Linked DNA regions of Homo sapiens: region 1 is linked to region 2. The links are chromatin contacts, found by Hi-C in ENCODE. All regions are on one chromosome and are shown on one strand. The core of a region is the stretch at or near the end of the contact, and the rest is flanking DNA. Distances in the headings are between cores, read along the strand shown.

Evidence for each region. A loop is a pair of places that touch in the nucleus more often than their neighbours do. Pooled maps may share reads with other maps.
Region 1: a map of Caco-2 shows a loop between it and region 2 (9-fold over the local background). The contact joins two enhancer-like sites. A Hi-C loop is called at or near these places in 1 of 168 maps with a recorded cell type or tissue (Caco-2), 3 of 37 single-sample maps with no recorded cell type and 7 of 50 pooled maps.

What each region holds. Positions count from the first base shown.
Region 1 is chr10:51,893,837-51,899,207 of GRCh38, reverse strand. All of the region lies in intron 4 of PRKG1 (protein kinase cGMP-dependent 1), which reads right to left. Among named protein-coding and RNA genes, the nearest start is that of CSTF2T, 200 kb to the right of the region's middle. Within about 2 kb of position 3,852, at least 11 of the 41 ENCODE cell types and tissues checked have a DNase peak (open chromatin) inside an H3K27ac peak, as active enhancers do.
Region 2 is chr10:51,387,741-51,392,724 of GRCh38, reverse strand. All of the region lies in intron 2 of PRKG1 (protein kinase cGMP-dependent 1), which reads right to left. Among named protein-coding and RNA genes, the nearest start is that of MIR605, 91 kb to the right of the region's middle. Within about 2 kb of position 3,169, at least 7 of the 41 ENCODE cell types and tissues checked have a DNase peak (open chromatin) inside an H3K27ac peak, as active enhancers do.

The DNA.
Region 1 (5,371 bases), core at 2,603-5,102, 510 kb before region 2:
TAAGTTGAAGAATCACTGACATGGTGATTAAAATTGATGTATTGATGAAAAATATGTAAAACACGGAATACCTACAAGATAATATTAAGAGAAGATACTAAAACTTATGTATACAATGGAATTATTACATTTTACAGAAACTTCTTACAATTGTGAATAGAGCTTTGCAGGAAAAAATCAAAAGGTTAACAGATATTGTGTTAGGTGGAATTAGTATTAGTCTTATGTTTTTTCTCTCTCACTACTTTCTTATATTTTCAAACTTTCTGTTTTGTAAATATATTCTTATAATACCAAAAATATAAAGTGCACAATTATGGTTATAAGTAGATAAAATGCATCTGAATGGGCCCATTTAAAGAAAAAAATATTATTTCTTTTTTAGAGACAGAGTTTTGCTCTGTCACCAATGCTGTTGTGTAGTGGTATGATCATAACTCACTGCAGATCACAGCTTTAACCTTCTGGGCTCCAGCAATTCTCCTGCCTCAGCCTCCTGAGTAGTTAGGACTACAGATGTGTGCCACCAGTTTTTTGAAGAGGCAGGGTCTCACCATGTTGCCCAGGCTGGTTTCAAACACCTGGCCTCAAGTGATCCTCCCTCCTTTGCCTCCCAAACTGTTGGAGTTATAGGCATGAGCCACTGTGCCTGGCCAAAATTTTTTTTTAATATTGGAAAAAAATTGTTGTTTAATTAATTAATTTGTTTCTTCATCAAAACTTATTGAGTAACTCATGAGCCAGAAATTGTTTTAGGCATTTAGGATTCATCAGTGCACCAAAGAAAAGATTTCAGCTTATTCATCAAGGAAATAGAAAATAAAGAATAAATATAATAAGTAATGTATATTATACATATTTTAAATATACATCTATATCATAGAGTTACATTAGATAATGGCTACAGAATTTTATATGATTTAAAGATGAACAGGGTAGCAGTTATTACAATGGAAAGAGGGGCAAGTTAAAAGATTAAACAGGGTAACCAGGATGTCCTCACTTTAAAGGTAAGATCTGAGCAGAAACCTGAGAAAGGTGAGGGAGATAGATAACTGGATTCTGGGGAAGAGCATCCAGGCAGAGTGAACAGAGTGAGCCAAGGGTTTTTAAGTGCCTGGTAGATTCCAGGAGTAGCAAAGAGGTCAGAGTGTCTAGACTTCAGTGAACTGGGGAAAAGAGGGAGATTAGTAGACATCAAGAGGTAAGGGTGGGGTCAGGTCACAAAGGGGCTTATAGATCATTGTAAGAGCTTAGCTTTATTCTGAGTGAAATGTAGAGCCATTGCAGGATTTTCAGTCTAGGTGTGATTTATCTTATTTACACATGAAAAAAAAAAATCCTTCTGCCAGTTTTAGGGAGAATAAACTGTAAAGTAGTAAAAGGGGATGCTGGTAGACCAGATGAGAGTCCACTGCATGACAGAGGATGGAGGGCTGGACAGCATGGAAGCAAAGGAGGAGATGAGGAGCAGCTGGGCTCTGTTATATTTTGAAAGCAGAAGCAACATGATTTCCTAGTAGACTGAATGTGGAATGAAAGAGAAGAGAAGAGACAAGGATGGCTCCTTGTGGTTGAAAGGAACCAATAAAAACAATTTAATTTTTAAATATTCAATAAGCGAGTTATTTTCTAAGTTAGTAATAAAGGGTTTGATATTTTCAAAAGATTATAGTTTTAAAATATAACCAAAGAATATCAGATTTAGCCCCATATCTATAAGCCAAAACATCTGAACAAACAGAAATCTGCAAATAGTTCAACAATGTCCTCTACCTAGGAAGAAGCATACAGAGTTATATTAATTATCTCTGGGAAGCATATGGAGAAGAGTAGCCTTCTGATTCTCATATAAGAAATCATCTCTGCATCAAATTAGTGCCACCAACATTGACAAGTATTGTTTATTTCTGTGCCAGTGACTTCCTTACAGAATAAAAGAATAAAAGCAGAAATCTCGGACTTACTAAAAAAATCAATCCATATTGATGAAGGATTAAAGGTCCTCAACCTTATAGCTACCTAATTATTCCCCTTAGCAAGCTTATTAGACATTTTCTGCATCAAGTATACTTTTCTCCCTTAACTGGATGATTTGGCATTTATCCTGGTTCAGTCTATTATGCAATTGTCTTATAACTGGTCTTTCTTCTCTTAGTTTCTTGTCCCACATCTGACTTCAATCTACTTTACACATCACTGCCAGATTTATTTTCTTTTAGCAATGTTTAGCCCTTATCACGCAATGGCCACAACCTATTAATAGCTGTCTATTATCTTGCCAGATTAGGAGAATTCAAATTTATTTTCACATAAAAATACTTTAAATAAAGCAAACCACTCCTGAGATACAAAATATACTGTATTTTTATTACATATGTGATAAAAGTTTAAACTCCTTATACTGGAGAATTGTATACTGGGTTAGCATATGAGTTTTAGAATCAAAAGAAATCGGGTTAAGTTTAGGCTCTGCTACTAATTATTAACTATGTTTTGGCCAGTTATGTAACCTCTCTGCATCTCAGAATCTTTTCTTTTTTTTTTTTTTTTTTTTTTTTTAAGAGACAGGGTCTCGCTCTGTCACCTAAGCTTAGCCTCCTGGGTAGCTAGGAATACAGGCACATTGCACCACACTTGGCTAATTTTTATTTTATTTTTTTGTAGAGACAGGGTCTCACTATGAACCCAGGCTTGTCTCGAACACTTGGCCTCAAGTGATCCTTCTGCCTCAACCTCCCAAAGTATTGAGATTACAGGCATGAGCCACCATGCCAGGCCTCAGATTCTTTACCTCAAAAATAAGATGATATCACCTTCTGCATAGAGTTGTGGCAAACACAAGAAAAATAGTAGGTATGACATATTAAGAAGGTACCTGGCACATAATAAATGCTTAATAAAGTTCAGCAGCTACCACAATTATGATACAGTATATGCAAAATGTTCTGAATGCTGTTATTATTTAAGACCTTCAGTAATCAAAACAAATTTCTAGTACATCAGATATGAACCTCAGTCTAGACTCAAAGAGTGCTGGAAATATCCTTTTCTTCATTTTTAAAATCAAATCATATGTGTTTGATTTGGAGTACCAGCCTTTCTTTTTCAGGAAGATATTAAATCACATTCATTGTTTAACTCTTCCTCAAGGTCCTACCTGAATCTAGGAAGCGTGTCATGTCCAAAAGGTGGGGAGCAAAATTGTTAACTTCCCTGCTATCAATGTCACAAGGGGCCCTTGGAGTCCAATGGCTCTCTGCTTTTGTGTGCACAGAGGAGAAAGGGAACCTCTGTCAGGCTGGGAGCTCTGGTGCTTCAGGTCAACCTCTCTAGGCAATTGCACGCAGAGAAACCCACTCTTGGGGAAATTTCTCCAAGGTCCTTGTCTTTCTCCATTTGACTCCAGACACTCTTAGATTCCAATGAATCTAGGCTTTAAAAATACATAAGAAGCACCTTATCTTCTAGACGCTTCTAGTATTGACCAAAAACCCTGAGACCAATAGACGGAAAGAGCCTAACCACCTGCTTGGGAAAGGAAAAAGAGAACAATATAGGGAAGATATTTTAACAATTTATATTTGAATAAACTGCCCTACAGATGGATCCCTAGCATTTTCAGGACTCTGGTTCCCGGTGCAGCCAAGCTTTGTCTACCAAAATCAGTCCACTCCAAACACACAGAAACCGTGGCCTTTTGGCCAATGCTCAGACATGGGTTGGGCAAAATGACAGGGCAGGAAGAAAAAGCCTGGGAAACAGGCCCATGCAGATACTGGAAGTGAGCTCAGGAACATGTGGGCAAGAAATCCCAAGGTCCTGATTCTTACTCCAGAAGGGATTGGGCAACACACATTCTCTTGATTCCCCCTGAGGAAAGGGACACACCCAGAAGAAACTGAAAAGTTCAAGGACAGGGCTCTAAAGAGGAGCCTTTTGTCATCTTCACTACTCATCCAGTTCTGTCCTGCTCTTGCTAAGAAAAACAGCCAAACGCTGCCCTTCTCTATGTAAGCCTTAAGCTTTATGCCTTTTCTCATGGAAACTCAATTCTTCGACACCTCTCCATTCATTCAATAAGTCTCAGTCCAGATGATTAATTTAATGTGGCAGCAAATATAACAATTTTTAAATGATTCAAAAAAGAAATCTGTGAACTTTCTCTATTATCCCTATAATTCTCATTTAGACAAGAGTTCTATTCTCATCAGTTAGGCATCTTCCTTATCATCGTAACTATAGCAGCATGTGTAACAGATAGGCAACACTAACTCACTGAAACTCAGTGTTCTCATCTCTAACATACAAATAAGAAGTCAGGCCAAGCAATACCAGATAGCTGCCATAAAATAATAGAAGAGAATACATTTAAAATTAAATCACTATACAAATATCAGTTATGAAAACAACACAAATCCTAAAACTGTTGTCTTTAAAACCGTCTTCTAAAACTACACTATATCTAACTATGAACTTTCAGATTTCATTTTAATGTAATTCAGTTCAGCAGATTCTTATAACAGATCTTTGGTCAAAATGTCCTGGGCCAGTTGTTTCCGAACCGTAAAGTCATTGGATACCCTGATTCAAGAGGTCATAGGGTAGGTTCCAAGAAATCACTCTATTTTGTTAATTGTTGTAGAATATACTTAACATAAAATTTGCTATCTTAACCATTTTTAAGTATACAGCTAAATGGCATTAACAATATTCATATTGTTATGCAACCATCACCACTGTCTGTCTCCAGAACTTTTTCAACATTACCAGCTGAAATTGTGTACCTGTTAAAGAATAACTAGCCCCTGTCAACCACTAGTCTACTTTCTCTCTCTATGAATTTGACTATGGCAGGTATCCCTTAGAAGTAGAATCACAATATTTGTCCGTTTGTGTCTGCTTATTTCATCCAGTATAATGTCTTCAAAGTTCATTTATGTTGTTCTTCTACTCAGATAATTTTAACGTGCAGGAAGATTGATAGCCTTACCAGTCAATTATTTTCATTTGGTATATGATAACTTAAAATAATCACTAAAACACACAAACCTATTCCAACTTATTTTCTGAAGTGTAGCCAAGTTTTTCAGCCTGCATTCTGGTTTATTAACCTTTGGATTCCCATATGTTTGTAGAAACTTCTTCAAAACTCAAGGACAACTGCTTCTGGAAATTGGCCCCTGACAACTTTCTCTCTACATCTAAGTAGGCATCCCACCTGAATAGCACTTACACTTGTATTGTAACCATCTGTTGGTATATTTGTCTCCTCTCTAATATATAAATTCATTGAAAGTCCTGCTTTTGTAGTAAATAGTAACAGGACACTTAGAATCAGGGGAAAAAAAAGGCTTTGAATCCCAGCACC
Region 2 (4,984 bases), core at 1,920-4,419:
GGGGCGCCTCTGCCCGGCCGCCCCTACTGGGAAGTGAGGAGCCCCTCTGCCCAGCCACCACCCCGTCTGGGAGGTGTACCCAACAGCTCATTGAGAACGCGCCATGATGACAATGGCGGTTTTGTGGAATAGAAAGGGGGGAAAGGTGGGGAAAAGATTGAGAAATCGGATGGTTGCCGTGTCTGTGTAGAAAGAAGTAGACATGGGAGACTTTTCATTTTGTTCTGTACTAAGAAAAATTCTTCTGCCATGGGATCCTGTGGATCTGTGACCTTACCCCCAACCCGGTGCTCTCTGAAACATGTGCTGTGTCCACTCAGGGTTAAATGGATTAAGGGCGGTGCAAGATGTGCTTTGTTAAACAGATGCTTGAAGGCAGCATGCTCCTTAAGAGTCATCACCACTCCCTAATCTCATGTACCCAGGGACACAAACACTGCGGAAGGCCGCAGGGTCCTCTGCCTAGGAAAACCAGAGACCTTTGTTCACTTGTTTATCTGCTGACCCTCCCTCCATTATTGTCCTATGACCCTGCCAAATCCCCCTCTGCGAGAAACACCCAAGAATGATCAATTAAAAAAAAAAAAAATTCATCATGTAAAAATTCTGTTCATAGAACCCAAGAATTTATTTAACTGTTGGTCAGACTTAGAAGAGCAGAGGTAGAACATACTTCCTCTGATTTCTGTGGGATTTTTGCTTATTTACAATATTTCTTACATTTTATTCAAACATTTATCAGAAGTTCATATAATCGGTTTGAGGAATAAGCAGAACCAGTCATAACTTTCATGGGCAAGGAAAAATATCCATTGGAGAAAATAAGAGCATTTATTTTTATCCAGATAGAGTTCACAGTGATTCAGAACATTCTATAGTGGTTGTTGAAAACACCACCTCGTATAAAATAAATTATCCCACTATGGCAAAAAAGCAGTCAATGCTCATGTCAACAAGAGAACAAAATATTCAGGGAAATTAAACAGTTTTGCAAATAGCAACTGATGAGTTTCTATTATCCCCTATTTCTTTTTGGCAGGAAAACAACGGAACAAAGTTGGCCCTATTGGCTCTGATGAGCCCTAATCCTTTCTCTGCCTAGAGCATTCCACCTAACTCAGAAGGTGGTAAAATCCTCCCTACCACCAGATGAAAAATGATAATGTACTTTAGTGATAATATGTGTAAGCCTCAAAAGGCAAAGCCAAAGTGTGAATATTCTCTCCTAAAAGAATAGAACCATAAATCTTCCTCAACAAATACATTGACTAGCACAGGTGCAAGCAGGAACTTAAACATAGAGAGAAACCTAAAGAAAGATTCCACCAGTACTCTTCCACCAACCAGATTAGCAAACTTTGCCTCTAGCACACCTCTAAGGAAATCAATTTCAATGGTACCCTAAATCCAAAGTTACACAATATGTGAATTCTTTTGTTGTTTTAAACAAATTTTTAAAACTCACTCACTCTGCAGGAGGTAAGTTTTATAATCATTCATTCTAGTAATTAACTAAGAAGGCAGCAATGTGTTCTGGAAGCAGAAAAAAGAGTTCTGTTTCGGACTCTACCCTTAGAGAGCAAGGATGAAGAAACTAGGTTCTAGAATAAGCCAAATTTGCACTCCTCCACAAGTTCTACAATCTTGGACAGCCTCTCCCCCTCTCAGTGCTACAATTTCTGCCTCTGAGAAATGAGGATAACACCATAATCCACCTCAAATGATGTTTACGAAGACTAAATCAAAACCAATTATCTTTGCGCAGGGTTTTTCAACCATAGGATTATATAATAGATGTTTTGGACTGGATAATTTTTTGTTGTGGAGTGATTTCCTGTGCATTGTTGGATGTTTAGCACCATCCATGGCCTCTACCCTGTAGGTAACAGTAATGACAATGAAAATGTCTCTAGATATTGCCAAATGTTCCCTCGAGGCAAAATTATACGTGGTAATAATCAATGCTTACTGCCTAGCAAATGGCAACTCCTGAATAAATGTGAGTCCCTCTACTAGAGTACTTCAGTTGGTGTTACCTGTTGTTATAAGGAAGAAGCCTTAACCTCACCTTAAGAAAGTAAATACCACCATGGACTTTAGGTATACTAATGTAATAATAAAGGAAAAAGAAAATTGTTGATAGACTAAGTATTATGCAGTGTTGCAATGATATTTATAGGTACACATGAACTCGTGTTATCTTCAAAGCTATCCTAGGGAGTCAAGACTAAGTTTTCTCCAAAATTCTTTCCCATGAACATATTGCTTAATGATAATTTTATAACCTGAAGTTGAATTGTATGTAAACATATTGATTGTCACCTTGAAACAAGTTTCAAAGTGCCTATGAATATACGCATGTCATGAATGTGTATATCAATGTATTTAGCAGCCTGCAGTTTCCAGGAATATGAACCTGTCTGTAAAGTTGAAGCCAACTTTATGGGCCATAAATGGACACTGCCAAGAGCCTCACCCAGTGATTCCAGTTAGTCATTTCAGATATAAAGCCATGGTATGTGGCTTGGTGGAATTCCCACAGAGTTTTGCACTTTGGATGTGTTCCACATGATTCTGCCTTAAATGCTGTACTATCAACTGAAGTGTGTATGGAGTTTTGAAACATTTTAATTCAGCTTATTCAACTGAATGCCTCGACCACAAACATTCCTGCTTACCAAGCACATTGGCTCTAGCTAGAATCAAGCAATTAGGGAGGGATGACATTCTGCCAGATTTTGCATATGGCCAGTGGACTGAAATTCATTTGGGTCCATAAACATACTTTTCCACAGATGGGAATTTCAAGAATTTGAAAGAGTCAAAGCAACCTTCTGGGAGCCCTCCATCTCCCTATCTAAGATGGAATACAGCTGTCCGATTGGGCTGCTGGCAGAAAAGTCACTGAAAGTGACATTTCTTAGTTCCAAGATGTTCTTGTTCCCTTATCATTTTATGTATTACTCAATAATCCATCTGTATATGGGAAGTAATTTGTGAGCTAATCCAGCATTATTATTTCTCTATATATGGAAAATAACTTATAAGCTAATCTAGTATTATTATCTCAATTTTTAAAAAGAAGTTACTGAGAATAAGGGAGCTTAACTAAGTTGGCCAAGGACTTGATGGGACACCCACCAAGTAGAAGGGTGAAAGTGCAAACCTAGAGCTGTCTGCCTGCCCCAGGATGCCCCCTAGTGGCTGACAGGCAATACCAAGGAAACTGTACAGCTGTGGCGGCATGTTAGGGGTGATCAATAGAGATGAAATTTAGTTAAGTAATTCTAGTACTGTGAGGAGTGTAAAAGAATGATCGGTGTTTGAATATTATTTTTAGGTTTTCTATCTGTGGGGTTCTTTTCCTAACCAGGACTGACCGCTTTTATTCTGTGGCATGGGGCACCAGGATAAGGAATAAAAAAGTTATTTCTCTAAGAGTAATGTCTTTGCATAAGATTAAAAGGCCACTTGCATAACGGAAGCAAAGCTGTAAAAGTTATGAAAATTGGTCATAAGAAAGAGGAAAAACAAGATATCTTTTAAAAAGATTTGTACTCGTTTCTTAAGGAATGTTTAATCAGAACTCTTGTTTCCAAACTACATCAGAGGCAACTTTTCCTACAAAAATCCTGTAATTGGCTATCACAAGTTATACGCCTGGTCAGTACAATTATATTGCATCCCTGAAGCATTACCTAGATAGACAGATTTAAGAAGAAACCTATTTTTGTATTAATACAATAGCAACTTGGAATCAATTACCATGTTTCAAAGGACCCTCATTAGATCTGCTGTCAGTTGCACAGAATTCATAATTTGTCTTTATTGCAAATGTATTTCTGTTATTTTCCACTAGCAACCAAAAAACTAGAACGCTGGTGAGAAAAAAACTTCCTTTTAACCAGACCACCTTGCTGGTTGGTATTCCTTATTACAGTACAGAGTCAACTACATTATTTTCACAGTGTACTTACTTTGACATGAGTTTACTGACAACTTTCCTAGACAATTTGTTTTTATAAAATATGTTATAGAATTATAAAGTTACCAAAACAATCTAGAGGCATCGTTGAGTGTTAGGAGAATTTAATTGGAAAGACAGAATTTTTTTTTCCTCACATGACATTGAACATTTCAAAAACACTGTTGCCCTTTTACTGAAAAGCTAATATTTCCCTCCAGATTTCTGATTCTCATATTCATAGGGCCTTTGGTAAGCTAAACTTTAACTTGAGGCTCAAGACTATATAAATATTTATCATGGACAGAAAATTTAAAAAGAAATCTTAGTGATTTTAGGCATCAAAAGAGATTTGTGTGGTGTAATAAAAGAGTCCTGGACTTAAATTCAGGGGGTTTGCATCTGATCTTTGATCTGTCACTATTTGAGCTAGTCTCACTGGACTCGGTTTCTTTACCTCAGAAGTAAGAGAGTCAGATCAGATGTCTTCACATATGCCCCCAAACTGTGGCAATATGTGATGGCTATAGGGAACACTTTAAAATAAAAGGGGGAATATACATTACTAATGAAAAGAAAGTGTCCCAATTCAAAACACCAACTCATAGTAACGGTCTTATATATGGCTTGAAACAAAAATGTATTTTAGGGTTTGATAAAAGTAAGTTTCAAAAATATACCACATCATTTCTTCAACTCTTAAATTAGAACATTAAATGTTAAACACTTTAAGAAATAAATGAAAAAACAAAAATATCATTGTCAGTCAACCCACTAACTTCAAAGCTGACATTCTTAATTTAGATAGTAAAAAACTGGATTTAATTTTAAAAATGACTTCATACCATATGCCCAACATTAAATGTTTATTATTAATAATAAAATATATCAGTAGCAGCAGTCACTTTTAGAAAACCAGTGCAACTTAGATAAGTCCAAATAGAATGAAATATATTAGAACATAATGGAGGAGAAGGGAAATGACTCCATGTGTAGAAATGAAAATACAACTTAATATGT